Regions from separate parts of the Mus musculus genome. Here all the other regions are linked to region 1. A link is a loop called in an ENCODE intact Hi-C map of the cell type or tissue named here. Cell type or tissue: left cerebral cortex. All regions are shown on one strand.

Region 1 (8,000 bases):
GGGGAAATGAGACATGGGCGACAGTAAACCAAACGTGGAGTGGTAAGACCTTTGCATGGATATGTGAATATAAAACAAGATGAATGCCTAACTGTGGGATGCCAGAGGAAAGTATGAGCATGTCCAACCATGTGTCTCTGATATAAACTTCATTATCATCTTGGAATACAAAGCACATTATATCTTCTTTAGAGAGCCAGTGGACCACTGCTTGCTCTGAACTCTGCTTGCTTTCAAACGAGAAAGCAAAGGGAAACTGTCACTGCTAGCGTGGCTGCTCAGCAAGCACACATCGCAGTGACTGAACGTCGTCTACCTCAGTGGTTTCCCTGCCGCACTTGTCTTAGAACACAGACACATATTCGGTTGCCACATCTAAGACATTGATTCTGGTCTTTCTAGGTAAACCTCCGCCATACCTGAATATTACAGATTGTGAAACTGACCTGTAAGCCTGAGGTGCCAATTCTACACAGTTTAAGGGGAAGTTTGGAGCTTAAGCCTCACCTCTGCCCAGTGGTGATATTCCAGCAACACTGAAACTGGAAAATGACTCTTTTGCAAGGTTTCACACCTGATCTCAAACCTCTGCTCTACCAAGAGCTGTTGTTAGGGGCGTCCTGAACCTGTTGAGTAACAAAAAGTACAATGGCACAGTTATTCTTTCCCCCTATGTATGAACCCATCCTGAAATTACTTTGTGTTTGTTGACTTCCTGGTAGAAGGAAGGATAATTTTTAAATTTTGCATTTGGCTATTACTTGATCTAGACCATTAAAAAGGCATATTAGGCCACATACGTGAGGCTGTCTCTGGAACTGACATGAAATACATTTCCTTTTCTAGGAATCTACATGAGCAATTTACCTCCAAAGAAGAAAAGAACTTGGAAGTCATTTTCCGGAGGACAGGGTACACGAAGCTTGTAAGTTTTGGCATCGCTGGGATAGAGGAAGTGTGATGACTAAGTCAGTGTGCTGCTGTTAGGGAAAAGCATGTTCTAATGTGCCACCTGCAATTTCATCTCATGAGCAGCAGCTTTCTGATCCAGGACAGTTTTTATACCGTTTAGAGAAAGATAGAGACTAGCTACGTAGAACTTGGGCAACAAGAGAATGAAGAACTGCTAAGGGAAGATGCTGAACCTGTTAGAAAGGCTGCCCTGGATAAGGAACTCACAGCAGAGACAAGATGAGCTTGGGGCACTGCTAAAATATCATAAAGTGTGAGTAAGTTCCAGAGGGTCTACAGGCGAGCAAGAGATGAATAGCTTCTCTCCAAAGAGGGTCAGGGGAGGTGATAAAGTTTGGTTGTCAATGGTTAAGGATAATCAACAAAGACACAAACCTCTCCCTGGCTTCTGCTCGTGGCTTCTCTTTTTGTTTGGAGTTTGGTAGATGCCTTTAAAAACAACACCATGTCCTTTAATTCTGACAAGTATTCCACACATTGCTAGGCTAGTGAGAGCTACCTAGTTTTGCACTAGTGTGAAAGTGAGCAACTCTACAGTATGATCTATACTCTGTTCTTGGTGCCCAAGGACATGGAGTAGTGCCCGAGATATCTGGAGATAGTCTCTCACCTCATAATCAATCCCATAATCCATTGCAGTGTAACTCAAAGACTCAAAAATGGATTTGTGTTTGTATGATTTCCCCGCCTCGTTTCTCACATTAATGCTGCCACTAACAAACACCTAAATAATGAATAGTTTATTTTTTTTTTTAACTTACTATCTGGAGTGACCTAGGAAACTTTAATAACAATCTTGTATTTTTCTGAGAAATAAACTTATTTATAATGATTGTCAACTTTCTTCGTAAGCCTGGTTAAAAACATGTTTTGCTTTTCCAGAGAACAATGAATGATCAGCAATCCTTGATGGTGTCCATTTTAGAAACGGAATGAAAACAAGAGCCATTATTGAGGAGTTAGAAGGTAGAACAAACTGTCTTCCGTTGAAGTCATCATTGTCTTGTAACGCTGGCCCTCAGAAGTGAGAGACCGGATAAAATACAACAATAATTATTACAAGTAATAAGGGGAACTATGTCCAAGAAATGACAGTTTCAGACGGACGAGTCCATTTGAACAATCAATAACACTTCAATGCTCCTCTTAGATGATATTTTGTGGTTATAGCTTATGGTTAGCATTCTCTTCACATCAAAGGACTCACTTTATTGGTTCTCTGGAGATGTACAGGAGTTGGAAGAAAAGAACTAAACCGCTGCATTGACGTCGACTGAGAGGACGGTGAAAAGTCGCCTTCTGTGCCTACTCTACCTTTCACAAACACACCCTTTAATAGAGTACATTTGAAAACAAGTTGCAATCTTACTGCCGCAAAGTATCTAATGAATCACCAAGTTATTTTGTTAGAATTGCTTCAGATGACTAAAATATCAATTTGCTTCTGATTGGAATCCAGACAACTTGGTATCAAAACAATAATTAACTTTCTTCCCCACCGCCTTCCCATTTCTCTTTTTGAGACAGGCTCTCACTCTGTAACCCAGGCTAGCCTTGAACTCAAACCAATCCTCCTGCCTCAGCCTTGTGGGTGTTTTTTTTTTTTTTCATTTATGGGTATGAATGTTTTGCCTGTGCCCCATGTGTGTAGAATATTCATGGAGGCCAGCAAAGGACATCTGCAACTAGAGTTATAGGCAGTTGCGCGCCACCATGTGAATGATAGCAACCAATCCCCAAGTGCTCTTAACCATGGCGCCACCTCTGCAGCCCCAGTCTTGGTTATTTTAAAGAATGTGTTATTTATAAGCACTTAGAAATATGTATAATGTATTGTTTATGGGTTAGGTGTGACTAGCTTTCATGTCATGAGCAGAGAATATGAATAGTCTGCGCCAGGCATAGAAATATATGTCTGTTATTTCAGGACTCAAGAGGCCGAGGCAGGAAAATCACAAGCTCAGTGCCAGTTTGCACTATATGGTGTGAATGACATTTTGTTGGAGGAGCTGCACTTTTTATAAGGCTGATTAAGTGACTAGAACTCCACTATTTGTAGGGAGGTTGGAATTCTGCAGACCCAAAGCCTCAACTTTAATATGGGCTACCTTTACCACTTTTAAATATCAATTCCTTGCCTGCTTCTGTATCTATGACTAACAGATAAGTCTTTTAAAATGTGCAAAATTGACAGACTACTAACTGTCAGCAACCAAAAAACAATAAGAGAGTCATCAAATAGCTCACCTCAGGCCTATAGACATCTCCCTGCTTTTACTGTAACTTATCTGATGTTTCCACTCATATATTTCAAGACTCTAAATACTAAAGAGAGGAAAAAGGGAGGAAGGGGAGGGGGAAGAGGAAAGGAAGGAGAGGAGGAAGGGAGGGGAGGAAGAAGGGAGGGGTGGAGGAAGGGAGGGGGAGGAGGAAGGAGGGGGGGGGAAGAAAAACCAAAAGAGCAAAGGAAAAGGATATGCACGGGGAGTGTTTCTGGGTCTGGATAGGGCCCTCTGCTTGGCTTTGCTCGCAAGGGAAGCCTAAGGCTGGCAGGGAGTTTAGAACTGTGCTCAAGAAAATGAGAGAGACCTGCTCTTTTCCGGGAGGTCTTGGGCAGGAGAGCTGTAAGATCCTTAGGAGATGAACACAAACCATACTTGTAGGGGCATCTCCTTTGACCTCACCTGGGTCATTGTTTCCGACAGCTTTAAGCCCAACAGTGAGAGATCTGACTTTGGGTCTTTATCAACTATTTAAAATATACGTGCTCAAGTGGATATAATATTCGTAATTAAATGATCACCCGTGTGCGTGCTTTCCAATCCAGAGACTGAAGTAGCATAAACCAACAAAGAAGTTTTGTGTGTTTCTGCATTAGACAGAGAATCCATCTTTATTACACCAAAAAGAGTTTATGGAATGACTTTTCTACGGTGGCTTCCAAAGTTGCTGCACTGTGGAAAGGCAGAAATGAAAGTCACACTCGAGGGTTTTCTGTTCTAGCAATGTTTGTCTTCATATCCTAACAGTTTGTTGTTGTTATATTATTGTTGTTGTTATTGTTATTACTATTATTAGTTTTACAGTGGGTGTGTTTCACAGTCTCTCTCAAAGCACTTTGAGATCTAAGGACAGCCTTTTCTCATTGTCCCTGTCGCCATTTTTCAGTGCCCTCTTTGTCCTTCTTCTGTCCTCCCCATCCTATGAGTCTTTTCTAAAAACTCATAAAAATGAAAGTTTTCACACACCCTTCTCTGCTTTGGATGTGAAACCTGGGTTGGCACGCTGGCGACGCACGGCTAGTCTCTACCAACAGTGGCCGCTAGAGGGAGACTAAGAGCTTGCTCCTTCCTCGTTTCACCTGTTCTTGTTTGCCTTGGCAATGGTCCTCCATCCTGCGATGAGCGATTGGTTTCAGCCTCCTGCTTTATTTCCAGAATTCTTTGAATGTATTTGAATGTGGTCTGTCGTAAATACAGATGCTAGCTAGCATTGCTGGGAAAGTTTCCCAGCACCCCAGAGCCCCTCAGACACAACCCCTGCTGGCTAGTGTCAATCTCCCACCCCAACGCCCAGGATCCTAAAACTAAGGGTATGTGAAGGGAGAGGGAGGCATTGGACACAAAGCTCCGGATTCTGGTGTTAAGAGGCAGCAGCTTTTGATAACTCTCCTTTTTTTTTACCTCCGCACCTCTGTCTTCCGCTTTCCATCTCTCCGGGGACTCACCTAGCAGCTCCTAAATCCTCGCAGTCAAATAAATAAATAAATGTCTTAAGGCAGCTTCTTCTTTCCGGGGTGGATCTTTGTGATTCATCACTGACCCCAAAACGACCTTATTTTGGTGCCTAAAACATATCCTCTAAATGACTAGTGTGCATGGGATACAGGCTCAAGGCAACAGGAGAATGGCCCACGGAAGCCTGGCTCTTCGGAGCTCTGTGCTCACCAGAGCTGTGTTCCAGCTGCATTTACTTCATCTTTCCAATATAGTCCTGGTACTATACCCCCGTGCTTCTTGCCAGCTCGGAGTCCACCCACATGTTCCTCTTGCCTGGAGCTCTCCTCCAGAGGCAACTGGTTCAGGCCTACTCCTTTTTCAAATCTAAACTCACTTATTGCTTCTTAGGAGGAACTTTGCCCAAACTTTCAGGGTGAGACCCAACGTTTTCATAGCACCTTGCAGCTCTTCTAAAAATAGGGTTTAAATAAATAATGGACGGCTTCACTGTTCCGGAACGTAAATTGGGTGGCACCTAAGGTACCGACCATGGTGGCAAGTGACTGGAAAGAGCTGAGCAACCCTGGAGCCAAGATTCTGGGCCTTAGGACTGCGCGGCTCCACTTTGCACAAAGAGGAAAAGAACAAAGCCGGCAGTCTAATGGGAAAGACAAAACTTAGATAGGCAGAGCAGACGGCATTCGGAGAACTCCAGCAGACCTTGTGTGTTATCAGAGCACAGAAAAGGACAACTCCCCAAGGCAAGGACGATAAGAAACCTGCTGGGTAGTTAAGACTCAGAAAGGACCTAAAGGCACTAAAAAGGGCTGGGGGTGGGGGTGTTTAAGACACTATAAACACACAATAAATAAATGATCTACGATCCTTTCTCCACATGTTATTTTAAAAAAGGTGTGTGTGGGGGAAGCAAACAACATCAACAACAAAAAATATTTACATTATGAGTTTTTTTTTAATTGAGATATTAAAGACTTTCTTCCCAGCCACCAAGTAAACACAGTTACCAATTTCTTATGAAGCCCTTGAGGGACAATCTCCAAAAGGGCCAGAGCACAGAGGCATGCCAAGGTCCAGTGTTCCAAGTGGCAGGCCACTGCAGGAGGGTGCCAGGACACATCACAGCCAGTGGCCGCTGTGGGCAAACAGGGACAACGTTGTCAATCCAGACGAGCATTTGTCCTGCAAAGGCAGGCAGCGAACCTGCAACCTGAAGCTGACACAGAGCTTGAGACTCTGGACCCTGTAGATGAAGACCAGAAGCAGAAGAAGGAAAGAATCGGGTTCACTGGCAAAACTATTCAGAAGCAGGGGCTAAGAAATCGCTGGTGGAAATGTGTCCGGAAGTTGAGCCGTTATTGTTAGCAAAGCGGAAAAGGAGAGTCTGGAGGACAGGCTCATAAAAAACCAGGGACTTTTAGAAAAGAACAGGAAGACAGCTGGAGGCAGTCTGAGCCTTAGAAACAGAGCATTAGAAACAACAGCACCAACAAGGTCCTTTTAGGTCTGAACTAAGATGCAAATCAATCAAATTCTCCTGCCGAGTCTGGCACTTGGAGAATATCTATCCTCTCTGCAAACGATCTGAGCTGTTCTTTGGGATTGAAAATATTTTTACCTGGTTGGGCATGGCTGTTTTTTTGTTTTTTATTATTTCCTATCAAGCCTTGCTATTTTATTTAAAATAATTTCAGTCTACTAATGTATAACATAAATGGTCGAATGAAGTCTATGAGTATCTGTATATCGCTTTTGCAAAAGTGAAATTCTATAGTCTGTGCTGAGATTTGCTTGTTTCCTTGGTCTTTCTTGTAACAATGCTGGTCTTGAACCTGGGACCCTACACATGTAAGACATGAAGTCTGCCATTGGCTGTGTCCATGGCCCTAATATGCCGTTTCATTTTTAAAGATTTATTTTATTTTTAATTTAAAGGTACCCTGTCCTAGTTAGTTTGAACATAGAATTCATTGTTATCAGCCATCATTATCCTACACCACGTAGGATAAGTTCTGCATATGTGCAGAGGTTAGAAGATTGTGTCAGATTCCTAGAGCTGGACATAAAGGCTGTTGTGAGCCAAGGGGGATGGGTGACCAGAACTCAAGTCCTCTGTAAGAGCAGTATGCCCTTACAACTGCTGATCCAGCTCTCCAGTCCCCAACACCAACTTGTTTCCATTGAGTACCATGTTTGAACTACTCTGACAGCAATTCATTTCATCATTAGCCATCAATTTTCAAAACTGAAGAAAGAGAAGTCTAGAGGACCGACTGAAACCATCCATTGACGATCCAGAGGAAAGAAATCACTTAGCAAAAGCACTCACTAAGCATCCAGCTTCATGTAAGGAAGCAATGTGGGCCACGACTGCCAGGAACTGACTCTGAGATACATACAGTGACTCCTCGGAACCATCACTTTAGAAAAGGCTTATTCCTAAAACTGTTTTAGCACGGCTCGCTCTCTGAAGAGCAGTTTTGAATACATCATTTGCTATTTCAGAACAATCCAACAAATTACCCAAATCAGCTATTTTCAAATATGTTTTGATTCTCAGTTGGCACGCAGTAATTGAGCATACTTAACGGGCTGCCGTGTGGCACTGCATAGATGTGTATAGTGTGTAGGGATCAGGTCAGGGTAATTGACCCTGCTCTCAGACATTTATCATTGCTTTCTGTTAGGAATATTGAAATTCCTTCTGCACTAGCTATCTGTAATATGAAATCAGTTATTACCAGCCATCCTCCTCCTACTGAGGTGCTGAATATTAGAGGCCATTGGTCCTATCCACCTGTACCCTTCTACCACAAACAACCCTCCCTCTGTCTTCCCCTGCTTCCACCCCTTCCCAAGTTCCAGTGACCACCTTTCTACTCCCTACATCTCTGTGATCAGAGACAGGGTTAAGCTGAAGGACATTATACTAATGAAATAAGTCAGGTGCAGGAGGGCAAATTCCATTTCGTTCTTACACACACATGGAAGCCAAAGGGACTGCTTTGGGTTGATGATTAAGGTTGATAAGCATCTCTCTACCATATCATTCCTATTTACATTTTTAAAAATTCCCTCATTTCTTCTACTCTCAATTCACAACAAACTTTACTAAATAAAGATTCAGGCTCTGCTCCCTCTACTTCTGCACTGAAACTCTGATTTCCCAACGTACTCCCGTCTGTCTGGATTCCAACTTTCATTCTCCCTTGAGAAAGATCCCGTCCTCATCTTTCTAAGCCCCCCCGAGAAGTTTCACACTAACCACCTCTTTCTCCTCAACATGTTCTC
Region 2 (8,000 bases), 89 kb after region 1:
TATCAACCACGCTGCCCTGTTTCTACTTGGGCAAGATGGCCTCCAGCACCACTGGGGCAATGTAGAACAGTCTATGAATGTATCTAGTTTTTCACACCACCATTGGTGTTATGTTTTAGCATTAAAGTCAGGTGTTTGGTTTGGCTTGGTTTGGTTAATTGGTTGTTGTTGGTGGTGATGGTTTAGCTTGGTTTAGGGGTATGGAGGTTTTGTTTTTGTTTCTGTTTGTTTTCTTTTTTGCTAATTTCATAAATAGTGGAAGAAATTTATAAAATTTCTTCAATTATTAACTAAGCCAAACACATAAAAGAATCGAAGGACTTGGGCAGGGGTGCTGAATGACCTCACAGGAATCCCACACTGTTCAGCCTGTAGGTGGGTTGAGCCAGTTCACTGCCCTGGCAAGGATTTTCTCTATCTTCACAGTAGAATGATTCCGCCTTCAAATACTCAGATACCATCTTTCCATGTCATTATATCACGTGTCCCTTTGGGCTACCTTCTCATTACCCCTGAACTATTTGTCTACCCAGATTACAGAACCCCAAAATTTGCACATAAATTTCCAGTGGACATCATTTCTAAAAAAGGGGGCTAGTGATTGTAGTACATTCATGTGGCAACATGTACCAATAATAATATTGTTGTAAGCCAAACTGTTAAGGGAGGTTTCTTCTACCAGATGGTATTTAGGGTACTTTTTTTTCTATTAATCTGTAGTTTTAATTTTTCAGTCAGGAACATGGAGTAGTTGTATAAACAAGAGGAAAAATTGGCATATTTAGGACGCCTCACGGAAGCTGAAGCTACAGCCTTCATGTGGTCTCTTCCAGCCTGCTGGGCACCTCACGTGAGAGCTGTACCCAAGCTTGCAGCCACCACCTGTATAGTGAGGTCAACTGATAAGGTCATCTAGTAACCAGGTCTGATGACTAAGGTGACAGCGCTGCAGCCAGTGTGGCTGTGGGTGACGCCCCGAGGCACACATTGGGACTCAGCCACCCCTGAGCATCTGGGTAGCATTAGCAACATTGCCCCTCGGAGGGCATAGCAGCAGAGGGGCCCTGTGTTTGTGAGATGAAGCAATGAAACATGTCGTGGAATGCGATAAAAGCCAGGGTCACATTAAGTTCTGTAAGGCACTGAAGACTTGCAAAGAGATTAATCTAAGCAAGATGTTCAAGTTGAAGAATGGCAAATGGGCTTTGGTGAACAAATGACTTTATTCCCCCCCTACCCTTCCCCCAAAAAATGCAATTGCAAAAGGCTCGGATGGTAATAGACCTTGCTGTGCAAGTATGATGACATGAGTTCGAATCCTCAAGACCCATGTAAGCAGTGTAATCACACATCTCACTTACCAGAGCATTATGGGAGGGTGGGGAGGAAGGAGAGAGTAAGATTGCTACTGACTGCCAGTCTGGCTCCAGGTTGGCTCAAGGTTCAGTGAGAGACGCTTTCTCAGGGGAAGAAGGTAGAAAGAGATGAAGCAGAATCTCTGATCTCCTCTAGAAGGGGCTGGCCTCATGAATACACACGTGCATACACCTCACACATGTGTGCATACATCACACACACATACACCCACACATACACTTACACCACACACATATAATGTACTTGATAGTGAAGCCCTAGATTAAATCTCCTGTTATTAATTGTTCTATTGCCGCAGAAAAACCATGAAACCATGACTGACTTTATGTAGAACGCTAAAAACTGGGGTTGAACAAATGTTTGGGTGCTCTTTTTTTAAACCAGCAGAGCAATGTTTCCATTTGTTAGTTAATTTAGAATAAAATTATTTTCTTCAGAATAAAAACTAAAAAGGCCATGATGAGAGTAATAGAGAGAATAGAAATAAAGATTCTCTTTCCAAATCATATCCCCTTAGGTCTTGATTTTACAAAGACTTTCAGAATAGATTTTATTTATGCAGGAACTATCTCAGACCTTACAAGGTGAAGCAAAACACTGCAAACATGGAAGTCTGAAGGGAAAAGTCCACGGCTGTCTTCCATCACTGTGCAGACATCTCCCCTTAAAGCCGAGAGAGGCATGCATACAGCAGGGGTACTTCAGAGGCAAGGAATATTGGATTTTATGCAAATGTGGTTTTTGGTTTGAGCCCTGAGAGGTTCGAATGCCTAGTTCACAGTGCATTACCAGGAAGACCAGATTGTGATCAAACAAAAGGCGGGTGTAGAACACACAAGCACTTTGGCCTCATTATCTGCTGTTTAACCGTCCCCCTGTGTTTGCAAGTCCACGTGTAATTAAGCTTGAAGGGAAGTTGTAATTGGAAGGAGATAATCTAAGAATGGTCAGTGGGTTAGTGTCCGGAAATTCTGACAAATGACGCAAGCATACCCCAAGGCCAGTATTTCTCTCAAGCAGTCCCTTGAGTGTGCTTATGTGAACCGTATAAGGTACAGAGCCCTCCCCAGCTCCTTCATCCTTCTTGTGCTCCAGCAACCAAGCCAGGATACCTTGGAAGGGAATTCTTCCAGTGAGCACTTGCTCTAATGTTATTGGCAAGATCACAGTTTACTAGTGTGCTCGTAGACAAAACTGTTACAGCATATCTCTTTTTTTTTTAAAATGAGCTAAAATTATTTTTAATGGTAGTTTACTGAAACTTCTAAAATGATGCTCAGTCTAAAGTTTAAAATATATATTTTAAAGTATACTAGCTATCATTTATAAAACCACTTAGCCCTATATATGACAAATTATACTTTAAAGAAAACAGTAGATAATGTGTGTGTGTGTGTGTGTGTGTGTGTGTGTATGTATCAGTGAGAGATAACTCAGGAAATTATTAATAGGCAATAAAAAATTGGAAACCACTATATAGTGTTGTTCAACTTTAAATGAAATTTCATTAATAAATTTCCACAAAAATGAACTTTAAAATATGAGTTAGTTTTTAAAATCTATTAAAATTATAAAGTTTATTCATAGTAGCCCTGGAATATGATTTGAGAACCATTTTTTTTTTTTCCACGAACATCAGGCCTCAGGACTGATCCGGATCTGGAAGTTTGTTGTCCGGTGGTGTGGTACCAATAAAAGAGAAGAGATCAACAGAGAAAGACCAACCAGACAGTCAGGACTTCGCTAAAAGAGAGACCATGACTTGAGAGACAAGTCTTGGCTAAGGGAAGCAAAGTGAGAGATTGGGTTCAGCATTCAAAGCCAAGATCCAGAGGCGGCTAATCACCTAGTGTTCAAACGACCCAAGGGAAAAGCACCAGCCTACAGCTACGCGATACATCTGGATCCGCACCAGAGTAGACATTATTCTTCTAAAAATGTCCAGGTCAGTCAGAGACTCAGGTCAGGTGAGCTAGTCCACCCCAGGTCTGGAAGATAGAGCTGGGATCAAACAAAAGTTGAGCTTCAGAGGACAGAGGCGTGATGGTTCCTTCAGCCAGGGGACAGACAGGTCAAAAACAGGGATTGCTTAATCATTAATTGACTTCAAACAAAGGAAGAAAGGATCCCAGGCAACCAGCATAATTAAAGTTCCTCTAGTTGTAAAAAGCATGAGGCCTCGGCAAACCAGCAGAGGCCCGGGATCAGAGGAGAGCAGGCGCTGAGCAGAGAGAAGAAGAAAAAACAGTCCAGGCCACAGGAAGAGGAAGTCTGTCTCCATTGGATAAAGGATGAGCTCCAAGGGCCCTTGATGTCGAGCTCCCCTAAAGAGTCTGCGCTGGGAAGGCTGGTAGGAGTATCAAGTCTGGTGCTCTCACCTGATGCTGTGAGCCTGCTCATCAGCGTGCTCTCCACGTCCTCTAAGCCTGTTCCTAAGCATGCCTTCTCTTTAAACAAAACTACAAAGAAGCTTTTTGTATGATCTGTTTCCTTTGATTCGGGCTGCGTTAGCAGGCCAGCAAGAAATGTGGCTGGTGGGAGCCCCTTCCTGCGAGGAGGCTGGCCTGCTCCTTTCACGCCTCTGTGAGTGCTTTCTGTTTATTGCTTGGTCACTTGAGAGTCAAGCCTCAGCAGCAGCTTCATGACCAGAATCAGTAAGGGGAATCCAATTTTTTTTTTCTCTAGACTACTTGCAGTCAGCCCCAATGCAGCCAAAGAAAGCTCATAAAAAAAGACACACATCATGTCTTGTAAATATTCTCCTGAATAACACAAAATGTCCCCAGCTTCCCATCTCTCTTAGAAGAAAATGCTAACTGCTCATGTCTTCCAGAGTCTTAACTGATCAGATCAAGCCCAGCTCCCAGCCTCCCCTGCCATTCCCACTCCCTCCACCTAAGACTTCAAGAGCTCTGTTGTCCAGGACGCCATACAATGAAAGATCTAGTCATATTTCTCTTAATTTACTTGCTTCTTTAAAAGTCTGTGTTATTCATGAAACACTGAGCACAGCTCTTCATCAGCCTTTAATCAACAAAATAAATGCAGACATATAGCTATTTTTAACAAGCCTAGATTAAGAGTCACTGCTCCAGGCCTGGTTTGTGGTCACTCCATCATATACAGGAGCATCTTTTATTACCCATGCACCTATCAGTCTCAACCACTGATGCCTGCAAGGGGGAGGGAAAGCAGACATAAGCATCCTTCGTAACACAGCTGTCCCTGAGAAACAGCCCCTACCGCAGAGCACCGATGCACTGGGGAAACCCGCCCATTTTTCCCTGTGTGTAAGATAGGTTTGCATCCTTCCAATTGCAGTGGTCCATCTCAGCTGGGTGTGTAAGCAAGCTTGCTGCCCACCTTAGCAACTGCCACATCACTGTTCAAGAAGGCTAAGAGAGCCCTTTGTAGTCTCAGCATTCCAGGTGAGCTCGTGGGAAACACAGGCTCCAGGGATTCATGAGTCAGCCTTTCTCACAGGTCTCAGCCAATGAATCATCACACTGAAGATCCACAGTTGTTAAAGGAACTGAACTCGGCATGCCAGAGACCTCCATTCTTTGCATTATTGCAACACTGTTTACTACAGTATGCTGTGGAACCTGCCCAGATGGGACCAGTCACAAATAGCTAAAGAGAACTGATAAATATGCACAAAGGAGTAGTATTCAGACATAAAGAAGGAAATCGTATTTGCTGCAGCGTTGAGAGCACTGGAAGACACTGTGTTAACTGCAATGCTCAGACACAAAAAGACAAAAAACAGATAAACAAATATTCTGTGTCATGTAAAGGCAAAAAGAAATGATGGTCTGAATATGTGTGTGTGTGTGTGTGTGTGTGTGTGTGTGTTTTAAGTATGGTTGTTGACTAGAACTTAGTGGAGCAGATACCTTGCTTGCCAGGTAGCATATATAAGGGAGATAACACGGGCTTTCTCCACAGTCTCCAGACAAACATGGCTTCTCTCAAGACTCAGTACAATGCTGTGGTCATTTGAGGAATGGGTCTATTTTCCAGAACCTCTTTTAAGTCTCTGGATTATTCCTTCCAAAACCCCCAGTGTGTAGAAGTGTGGTCACACATTTCTTGGCCACAGTGATAGCATCCTGAGAAAGGTGCCCTTTGCCAATTTTTGGCCATTGTGCAAATATTACAGAATGTACTCACAAGAACACACATGGTACAGGCTAGGTAGAGATCCCTATAGGATCTGAGCTATGTGTTATATACAATAACATGTAACTGCCACTGACAGGAACTTCGTATGCAGTGCAAAAATAGCAATTATTTAATTCTGGACACTTCATCTCTACATAAACTCCTCACTTACCACCCACTAGGCTACTAGCAGACAACTAAAGGAAACTTCACCTATTGCTGAAGATCTACTGACTCAGTTCCCTATGCATACACACACACACACACACACAGAGAGAGAGAGAGAGAGAGAGAGAGAGAGAGAGAGAGAGAGCTTCACATCAGCATCTTTGACTCTTCCATGCTTTGTCCTGTTGGCCCCTCCACTCCCACCACTGAATACAGTCTCCCTCATGACCTTTGATCTTTGTAGGACACAGTTTATGTTTGCCATGTCTTTCCTCCCTTCCTGATCTATCTGGCTAATTTTTTTTTTTCAGCTCCTACTCCAATTGTGGCTCTAGCTCCCTAATGTGTAATCTCCAAGAAGCTCGGACATTAGAACATTCACAAACAGTGTAACTTGACTAATCTTTATGCCTCTAAAACTAGTATCTAGTCCCTCCCCTCTCTAGTTTTTCCTCCCCATGTGTCTGTCTGTATCTACAGTTTAAAATGTTTGTGTTTCTGAAACCCCATTTCTCCTGGATTGTTCCTCTCTCACCTCCTGTCTTGGTACCTCTCTTCTTCCCATTCAGCACACTGGCCTTATTTTCCCAGATTTTTCAACTCCTAGATTTCACCTATGCTGTTCCCAAGAATACCCTTTCCCTTTCCTCAAAGCTGGCTCTCTCTAGTGCATCCCATAAGCTCTACTTCTTGCCATTAAAATACAAACGTTTGCTTGTATGGTTATGTAGGTGTTAGCAAACGTACCTGTACCAATGCAGCAGCCAATAGGCCTGAGAACTTAGCATGTGGCTGACCCCAGCTGAGATGTGTCACAGGTGTTAAATCCACACCAAATTATGGAGACAGTAAGGTAAAAAGAAAAGAAAATGTCATGATTATTTTAGGATTATTGAATTACATTTCAATAGAGTACTTTAGCTAAATTGAGTTAAATGAAATGAAATTTTTAGGTTTGTTTTTTTATGGTTTCTAATAAAAATGTTTAAGTTACACTTGGGCTAACATTTCATTTCTTTATAGCATTAGTAAAAGCAAGACAGTGTCTCGGTAGGAGTCCAGGCTTGTCTCAAACTCCCAATCTTCCTGCCTCAGCCTTCCATGTGCTAGGACCCAACCATATCTGGCCTCACATCCTACTTCTGCTGGACAGCTTTACTGTAGACATAAAATTCAATGGGGGCCAAAGTAATTTTGCTAATGACTATAGTCCCACTGACATTAGCACTGTCCCTGAATGTATAATAACTGAATTGGTGGATATATTTTGAAACAATACATTTTTTTCTGGGTAACTGGATTTAAATCTAACTTCTTCCTTTTAGAAAAAAAAGAAAAGAAAAGGAAAAAAAAAAAAAAAAAAAACAAAGACAAACAATGGTAGCCAGGGGGGTTCAAAATCTGCCTCTCAGTATGCATGTTCGCTGTCTGCCCTGGGCATCAGAGCTTTTCTTAGCTTTAAAAACTTACAGTTTTACTCATGATTAAGTAACTGTCGTGAATTGTCAGGCTGGCCCAAGTCATCACTAGTTTAAATAGATAGTGTACCATTTGAACTGCACAATAGATTCATCTTCCAAATTACAAACAGGCTACTGAAGGAATAAATAATATAGAAGAGATGCCACATATTTAGAAAGGACCCATGGAGTATTCCTTTGAAGCCAGTCCCATTCACACACATGATTTCATAGGCAATATCTCACTTACTTATCTCAATCCTTACTGTCAGAAAAAATATATATTGTTGACTTAACCTGAATTCACCATCTGGAAATGGCCTTACACAAATGTAGGAAAGGCCAGAGTATTTAAACATCTAGCAGTGTCTTTAAAGACTATTTTCCTTCCCCATTAATTTGCCAGCCTGTTCACTCACATTCCTGAGCACACACACCTATCACAAGTCTCTGCATTACATTACATCAAGTTCTCTGTGGTTGACAATAATAGTGCATTGCCTAAGAAAAGAAGTGGCCAAACTGTCTTGTGATCCCTAATCCAGAAAGAGAAGGACTTTAGTCACAGACAAGAGCACAGGACTTGGAGGCTTGCTCAGCCAGATAGATCAGGTGGCAACTGGAAGAGAGCCACTGGGAGCTAAGATACCACAAAGACAACCCAATGCCAAGACTCTTAATGGGCACCCATTTGACAAGGCATTAAGTGCTCATTGCAGGACAATAGTACTGCTTTCCCCAGGGAGAGTGGGACAAAAAAAAAAAAAATCCCTATAATAAATGTCTCACAGTCAAGATTCTTCAATTCCTTCTATCCTTGTGTTTTATGAG
Region 3 (8,000 bases), 170 kb after region 1:
CTTCTTGAAGGGCTAGGACTAAAGCTACATCAGCCTGTGCTAATGAAATTCTCTTGAAAATAAGTCTTGCGTCAAGAGTGTGCATTAATTGGTACTTCTAATTTAAAATTATCCTTGGGGAGGGGCCCTAAAGAGATGACCCAGCAGTTAAAAGCACTCACTGCGGGCTGGTGAGATGGCTCAGTGGGTAAGAGCACCCGACTGCTCTTCCAAAGGTCTGAAGTTCAAATCCCAGCAACCACATGGTGGCTCACAACCATCTGTAACAAGATCTGACGCCCTCTTCTGGAGTGTCTGAAGACAGCTACAGTGTACTTACATATAATAAATAAATCTTAAAAAAAAAAAAAAGCACTCACTGCCCATCCAGAAGGCCCAATTCTAATCTCCAGAACCCACAATGGACAGCTCACACGCCTGCAACTGCAGCTCCAGGGAATGGAACACCCTCTTATGGCTTTTGCAGGAACCCGCAGACACGTGGCATACACACACAGACAAAGACACGTGAAAAGAAAAAAAAAGGACTTAAAAAAGAAGCAGGGGAGCTATACTTCTGCTTTGTCCTGCAGCAAAAGCCTAACTCAAAAGCTCATTTTCACCGCCTCTCAAAAAATATCCCTACTGATTGCTTATTGACATCCCATCTTCATTGACCCCTGTTGCCGAAGTATCTCAGTCCCTTCGGCAGACTTGATGGGTAACTTGAAATTCATGCTTAGTTTCTTGTTCAGGCATATAGCAACAGTTCTCATGAATTGGTCCTTGTTAAAGTTCCCAGAGGCCTTAAGGTATAGGTGGTCCCATCAAAACTGTATTTCTTGGTTTTTCTGCAGGGAGTCTTCTTAGGCTGGGCTGGGAATGTTCCTAGCTGATTGGCAGGAAATAACATTCTACCTCATTCAGTACTTTTCAAGAGATGTTGCTTCTTTGCCTGGGCTGTGAGTGCTATACTAATCCTTTCCATCGCCACACGGCATTTTCCTTCTGAACCTAACCCCATGCTCTGTGCTGGTTACATTTGGCTCAAGTGCACAGTCTCTGAATACTTATAGTGACCACCATACAACTGTTTTCTATCTGTCTGGTCAGCAGACTTTCATTTGTGGCAATGCAAAAAGAAAAGGAAAAAAATATGAGCCCAATCCAGACTCCATACAAGTGAGCTTCAATTACCAGGATCTAGGAGGCGCTGGTTGTTCCAGACTGGTGTGGACTCATTACCTCTGTTTGAAATGCATTTGTGGTTAAAAAAAGCTTCCCTTACTTGAGGATTATTTGCTAAAGCTGTGAGACCCGCCAGCCTTGAGAAACCCCTCTTTCTCTAGGTAAAGGACGAAAGGAAGACGGAAGGCATTCCTAGCCTGTGTGAGTTTTTATTCTGCTCACAGATGAATAAACAAGACTTGGGGTTGGCTCTATAATTGTCCACTAAAATAATTGTCCGAAGGGGGATGTCTTAGTTAGGGTTTTACTGCTGTGAACAGACACCATGACCAGGACATTTAACTGGGGCTGGCTTACAGGTTCAGTCCATTATCATCAAGGTGGGAACATGGCAGCATCCAGGCAGGCATGGTGCCGGAGGAGCTGAGAGTTCTACATCTTCATCTGAAGGCTACTAGCAGAATACTGGCTTCCAGGAAGCTAGGATGGGGGCCTTAAAGCCCACACCCACAGTGACACACCTACTCCAACAGGGCCACACCTTCTAATAGTGTCACTTTCTGGGTGGTGCACATAAAAACCACAACAGGGGATACTAAAGAAAGACTTGAAAGTATGCGTCCCAGGTGTTTATGTTATACTAACCATAGGGTAATGGTAATCTCGGCCACGTTCTCAGAAGCTTCTATTTGCAGTTCATGCTGAGACTCATAACTGGTCCTGAGAATGAGTGACAGCTAAATGCTTACCCTTAAGCAGGACATCTAGATCACTCTTTCCAGGGGCCAGGAAACACTACAGTGGACTGAATGGGAAGAAGATAAAAGTCAGAGGGTGAGGAGGAGCGATGTGAGACACTGTCTCTAGAACATAGCATGGATATTTCACACATAGCAGCTGCCGTTGCCTGTACGAGACAGGCCTTTCAGCATCCTGCGTTGAATGGGGACAGGTACATGAGACACTACACTTATTCTCTGAAGAGCTATGCTATGGGCAGCTAGTAGCTGCTGAGGAATAAGAAGCCTCTTTCTTCAGTAGTGTAGCCGCTGGTAAGTTACTCATCCTCCTCCAGTAAGTAGCGCCCATCCACGTTCATGCAAGCAGCCCTAATGAAATGTGTGACTCCGTGTGTCACACAGACACAAAATGACTGTAGGACTTGTTGAGAAATGGGGGGGGGGGGGGGTATTGGGAAGGGTGTGAGTGAAGAGTAAAGGAGGTGGAGAGGGGTAAAATGACTAAAATTATATGTGTGTAGGAAACTGTTCAAAAATTAGAACAGTTTATGATGGTCATTTTTTTTAAGGAACCTGAAAATGTAAGACCTTTAGGGAAGGGAAAGAGGCTCGGGGAAGCAGGTAGAAAGAGGAAGGGGACAGAGCATGGAAATGGGGGGGAACAGGATCAGGTCACAATGAATGCATGCATGGAAACATTGTGGTGAAGTCCCATTAATTTGTACAATTAACATACAGTAATCATTGTAATTTTTAAAAGGTTTGTAAGCCAAGTGGTAGGGGTACATGCCTTTAATGGCAGCATCCAGGAGGCAAAAGCAGGCAGATCTCCAAATTTATGGCGAGTGTGATGTACAGAGCCAGGATAGCCAGGGCTACACAGAAAAACCCTGTTCAGAAAATAAAAAGTCTATAAACCTGATGTACTATGGAAACAAAATATCCAGCTTGAAACATGAGACTGAAACAATACATTCTTTTTAAAATAATAGCTGTGAGGCTAGAGAGATGCCCCCATGGTTAAGAGCAAGTACTGCCTGTGGAGAAAACCCAAGTTCAGTTTCCCAGCACCCAAGTCTGGCAATTCCTAACCACCTGTACCAGTGCCTCCACACATCCTTCTTCTGGGTTCTCCTGAACTCTGAAGCACCTGAACACATGTGAACACACACACAGACACACACACAGAGATAAAAAATTTAGAAATACTTTTTAAAAAGAGTAAAAATAATTATCATAAGCAGTGCATAATGGTACACACTTATAATAGCAGCATTTGGTAGAAGGAGGAAAAGGACTTCAAACTCAAGGTCAGCCTATACTACATAGCAAGAAATGTTAATAACTTGATAAACATAATGATCTAAAAGAAATGATAGTAATTTGGGGAGGGGCTCCTCAAAACGTAGAATTATGTTAAGTAAGCCCCTCCAGTAAGTCCACCAGTGAATCCATAAACCTGTCTGTGAATTAGATCCTCGGGGTCGTCCTGTTGTGTAAGAACAATGTTAGACCAATAGAAAACCCACTGCAAAAAAAAAAAAAAAAAAAAAAGAAAGAAAGAAAACCCACTGCAGACAGCTCCAGTGGCTAATCAATGTAGGCTTTTTATGGTGAAGACAGGCTTTGAACCCAGGCTCTGTCTAGCTCTTGAGGCCAGCTGCTTAAGCCTCTGTCTGCTGACTTCTAGAAACTGTAATGTTTGTTGGTAAAGTCTAGCCTAGACATGCGGTTTCAAGAAACAGATTCTTTCAAGATCTCAAGACAAACATTTGTTAAATTAAAAACATTAAGGAAGCTGAAGTCCAACAAACTCCTCGCGGCAGGGGACAGGGGACAGGTCCCGGCTTTTGCTGACTCTTACCTTAAAGCCCTGGTTCTAAGTATTTAGTGTTCGGGTCTCTCATGTTGGTTCCTTCTGAAGCTACTCATTTATATAGGAGTCCTTGTTAAATGAAGTAGGATTCCTTAAAACTCCTCGAATTCAGTCGTCCTTGCTCCATCCCGGAAGTTGCCTTACTCATCGAAATTGCCCTATGGAGGGTTCAATATGGCCATATATTCTTCACAGCTCCTACCTTAAGTAGGTGGCGTCTATTTTCCCACCTCCTTGGATCTGGGGTGACTTTGAGAGTTATGGGATCACGGGATATAGCAGAAGCAGCATCACGTGACTCCCCACCCCTCCACCCTAGAAGCCCTGCTGCTTCTGCTTTCACTCCCGGTGGAAAGAAAAGAACCTCGCACAGCTGCGACAGGAGCAAAGCCATCTGTGACCCGACAGCCAGCAACCGCAAACAGTTGCAGACCAGAGATGAGTCACGAACCATCCTTCTGAGCTCTGACTGAACTGCCAAACCGAAGAACAGTGACCAACAGATGGCTGTCCTTTTCAGCCAGTAAGTTTGGAGGAGGTTTGTAACATAGTACAGCCCTAACACATGCCGGTTCATCTTTCCTTCCCAGAGTGCCCACTACACACTTGTTAACTGCGATCCAAAAATCACTCCCCAGGAAGCTTTCCCGGATGGAAAAAGGCAGCCTCCTACACAAAGTTAGCCTCCCTCAAAGCACAGAAGGGGGGCCCTGTCTAACATGGTTCTGAGGGCACAGAGACCCCTCCTTCTCCTCCAGCTCTCTCTTGCGCGCGCTCTCTCTCTCTCTCTCTCACACACACACACACACACACACAGAGTCTTCCCCATGCGGAGATGCTCAGGACTTTTCAAAGCCCAGTTACTTACAAAATAACACAAATGTCTGTATCATTTAGGTTTCTATTGTTGTGGTAAATACCATGACCAAAAGCAATTGCGGAGGAAAGGATTTATCTCACTGTACAGCTTACAGTCCATAATGAAGGCAAGTCAGGGCAGGAACCTGAAGGTAAGAACTGAGGCGGAAGCCATAGAGGAGTGCTGCTTGCTCCTCGAGGCCTGCTTTCTTAACCTGCTTTCTTATACAATCCTGGACAACCTGCCAAGGGGTGGCACTGGCTTGAGCCTAGGACACCAATCACGAATCAAGAAAACGCCCCCACAAGCTTACCTACAGGCCGGTATAGTGGAGACATTTTCTCAGCTGTTTCTCTTCTCCCAGAAAGCTCTAGCTTGTACCAAGTTAGCAAAAACTAACCAGTACAATGCCCGTTAAAATTTTAAGAGTCACTCACAGAGAGAACAAGCTGTGTCAATTTAGGCTCAGGTCCCTTGACCCAGTCCGTGGGTCAGTCAACAGGGTCTGCAAGAGAGCATGGGGGCTGAGGGGTAAGAGACACGAAGAATAGAAACAAAACAGGTGATCAAAGATCAAGTCTCGTTTATTAGCAGGCAACTATGGGTATATATGCACTCGCTGGGGAGTGCAGCTGGAGACACTTAACCACAGGTCCTGGATGCAGAGGGGAAAACCAAGATGTTATCAGTGTGTTCAGCTGTGGTGGGCTTTTCGCTAAAACATCATGCTAGGAAGACAAGTCTCTCGTCAGGGTGGAAAAGTACCACCTGTAAGTAAATAGCCCGAGATGGCTGCAGAGATGATAGCCGCTTTCCGTTAGGAGTCGGCTCCCAACAGTCCCTCTCATAGGAGGGACAACACTTCACATTTTAAAGAGCCATAGAATTCCATAATGCAAGTCATTGTGCAATGACTCAAAGAGACAGCAACAGCGTCTTTCTTCTCCAGGGTGGTGAATAACGTGAGACTGAAGGTAAAAGCAAACATTGCTGTCCTGCTAAATGAATATAGAAAAGCCGTGCTTCCTAACAACTCATAGACTCTGCTCTACTCACAGATCAGGGCTTTGCTCAGCCATCATCAAAGGGGCTTCCTCCTCAGCAGACGGGAACAAATACAGAGACCCATAATGTCTCTGCCAGACATTAGGCAGAGAGTGAGAGAGCAGGGAACACTCTGCTCCAGAACAGACCCCTTCATCTAATCCCTTTTCCCGGGACCCCAGCAACTCTGCAGAGGAGGAGACAGAAAGAATGCAAGAGCCAGAGAGAATGGAGGACACCACAGAACCAAGGCCTACTAGGCCCAATAAGGCCAGTGCAGAAACAAACTCACAGAGACTGCGGCAGCGTGCACGGGGAATGCACAGGTTTGTGCCAGGTGGAGCTCTATTGCTGAGAGCGCAAGTAGACACGCTCCTCACCCTAACCCAGAAGCTATCTCTGATTAATAGCCACTTGCAAATGAAAAATTTGTTTTTTCCAAGGAAGTCTCACTGAGGAAACAAACCACTCTTAAGGGCAGGCTACAGGCACCTTTAGGGCTTTTTTTAAACTCATAATGTTAAGTTAGGGCTTTTTTTTTTTTAACTTTATAGGTCCTTTGCTTCCTGGTTGGAACTTTTTAGTGTGTGTGTGTGTCTGTGTGTGTCTGTGTGTATGCACGTCTTTGTGCATGTATGTGTGTCTGTGTCTCTGTGTGTGTATATGCATGTGTCTTTGTGTATATGTGTATTTGTCTCTCTGTATGTGTCTTTGTATGTGTGTGCACGTGCACACTTATATGCATTTCTTGAGCTTTTACTTTGGCTCTTTTTCTTGCTTGATTGTTTTGCTATATTCTGATTTGTTTGTTTTTTATGTAACTTGCTGTATTTTATTTTACTATTATTTCTTAGAGCCCTGCTCGTTTGGGGTTTTTCCCCTAAGGAGAGAGAAAGGAAGTGTGTTGCTCTGGATGGGAGGGGGTTCGTGGGGAAACTGAGAGGAGTAGGAGGAGGGGAAATTATAATCAGAATATATTTTACAAAAAAAAATAAACATTTCAATAAATGAAAAAAAAAAGGATCTTTTTGTGGGGAAAGTGAAGTGTCCTTATGTGGTTTATATGGTGTCACGTGCCCTGTTGGACCTGATCTGCAGTTGCTATTTCATACCACGGCATGAGCGTTTCTTTAATTAGAAGCTGTCATTCCTTGGACTCCCTCCTCCTGTAGCTATGTGTTTAGATTGTCTAAGAAAACAGAGGTATCTCAAGCAAATATCAGCTCCTCGCATCTTAGTATGAATGGATTTAGATAATTTTTTTGTTTGCTTGGTTTTTTTTTGTTTTTGTCTTTTGAGACAGGATTTCTCTGTATAGCCCTGGCTGTCCTGGAACTCACTTTGTAGACCAGGCTGGCCTCGAACTCAGAAATCTGCCTACCTCTGCCTCCGGAGTGCTGGGACTAAAGGCGTGCGCCACCACATCCGGCTAGATAATTTTTTCTCAAGTAAAAAATAACAAAAGTGAATAAGGAAAAGGCCCTACTCAAAATAAATTAAAAAAAAAAAAGACCAGTGAACACTGAGCTTAACAAAATATGCTGAGGTTTTGAATAATCATATAGAATATGGTGATGCGAGAGACTGAGAAGTTAGTTCTGGAGGGAGCTCGCAAAAGCTTTGCAAACAGTGCATGGTCAGAGATCTGGGTACTCCTTGGTAGCCTGTCAGTTCGCTGACTTCTAACTTTTCAGATATTAAGACTGATTCTGAAAACATTTGCAACATGGAGACAAAGTTCCTGTACTCTCTCCATCTGGAACAGAGCAGTTCTGCCAAGTGGAAACCAGGCTGGCCACACCTTGGATGGGCAACTGCTGAGGGTTTCCTGGCCACTGCAGGTTTTGGGGAGGGGGAGCCTGGAGTGCCTAGACCGGCAAGGATGGGGCAAGAAAGTATGAGCACGAAAGGCCAGAAGAAGCCTGGCATCATCTCTGTCTCCCAGGGACCAGCCCTGCTGCTCCTGGATCCATCAAAGCCTCGCTGTGCATTCCCATGCTACATGCAACACAGCATACCAATGCCTCTCTCCCGGGCTCACCTCTCCCTCCAGTAAGTTCCTGAAGCCACCCACAGTCGGGGTACTAGAGAGCAGCGCAGAGAGTAGATTGCCAACAAGCCAAAATAAAAATGCCCCCAAATCAAAACACAAACCAAAACAGCCTTGAAGTCATTGCCCCAGAGATATCTTAAAAGCTTGAAGCCTGGATTACAGTCCTAACTTTATAGTACCCTTGACCTTGCTACTGTGTGTGTATTGCATCCAAAACTAGAATGCACTTCCAGGGCTGAGGACGCCACTGGTGGCGAGCAT

Evidence for each region. Hi-C counts contacts between places; a loop is a spot of excess contacts. Peaks named below come from ENCODE experiments on the same cell type or tissue, not always from the same donor. Only the 100,000 strongest peaks of a DNase experiment are listed, where the experiment ranks them.
Region 2: it touches region 1 in a loop (2.3-fold over the local background); 7 of 42 quality-filtered maps call a loop at or near these places.
Region 3: it touches region 1 in a loop (4-fold over the local background); 4 of 42 quality-filtered maps call a loop at or near these places.

The regions. Positions count from the first base shown.
Region 1 is chr1:151,074,801-151,082,800 of GRCm38, forward strand. Gm36297 (a long non-coding RNA gene) reads left to right here. Exons shown (of 4, transcript XR_387468.4): 3 at 847-925; 4 at 1,855-2,530. It overlaps Gm36139 (a long non-coding RNA gene), which reads right to left. Exons shown (of 3, transcript XR_387463.3): 2 at 508-626. It overlaps Gm36077 (a long non-coding RNA gene), which reads right to left. Exons shown (of 2, transcript XR_387461.2): 1 at 7,975-8,000; 2 at 5,645-5,952. Among named protein-coding and RNA genes, the nearest start is that of Gm36077, 5.1 kb to the right of the region's middle. In left cerebral cortex, a CTCF peak has its summit at 4,289 (motif pointing right); DNase peaks (open chromatin) are centred at 4,309, 4,988, 5,881, 6,058 and 1 more place.
Region 2 is chr1:151,163,997-151,171,996 of GRCm38, forward strand. No RefSeq gene overlaps it. Among named protein-coding and RNA genes, the nearest start is that of Gm36139, 13 kb to the left of the region's middle. In left cerebral cortex, no CTCF peak of the experiment used is centred here; a DNase peak (open chromatin) is centred at 3,949.
Region 3 is chr1:151,246,788-151,254,787 of GRCm38, forward strand. It overlaps Gm46162 (a long non-coding RNA gene), which reads right to left and starts at 4,537. Exons shown (of 2, transcript XR_001779479.2): 1 at 3,772-4,537. In left cerebral cortex, no CTCF peak of the experiment used is centred here; DNase peaks (open chromatin) are centred at 4,244 and 4,845; H3K4me3 peaks cover 452 bases; H3K27ac peaks cover 538 bases.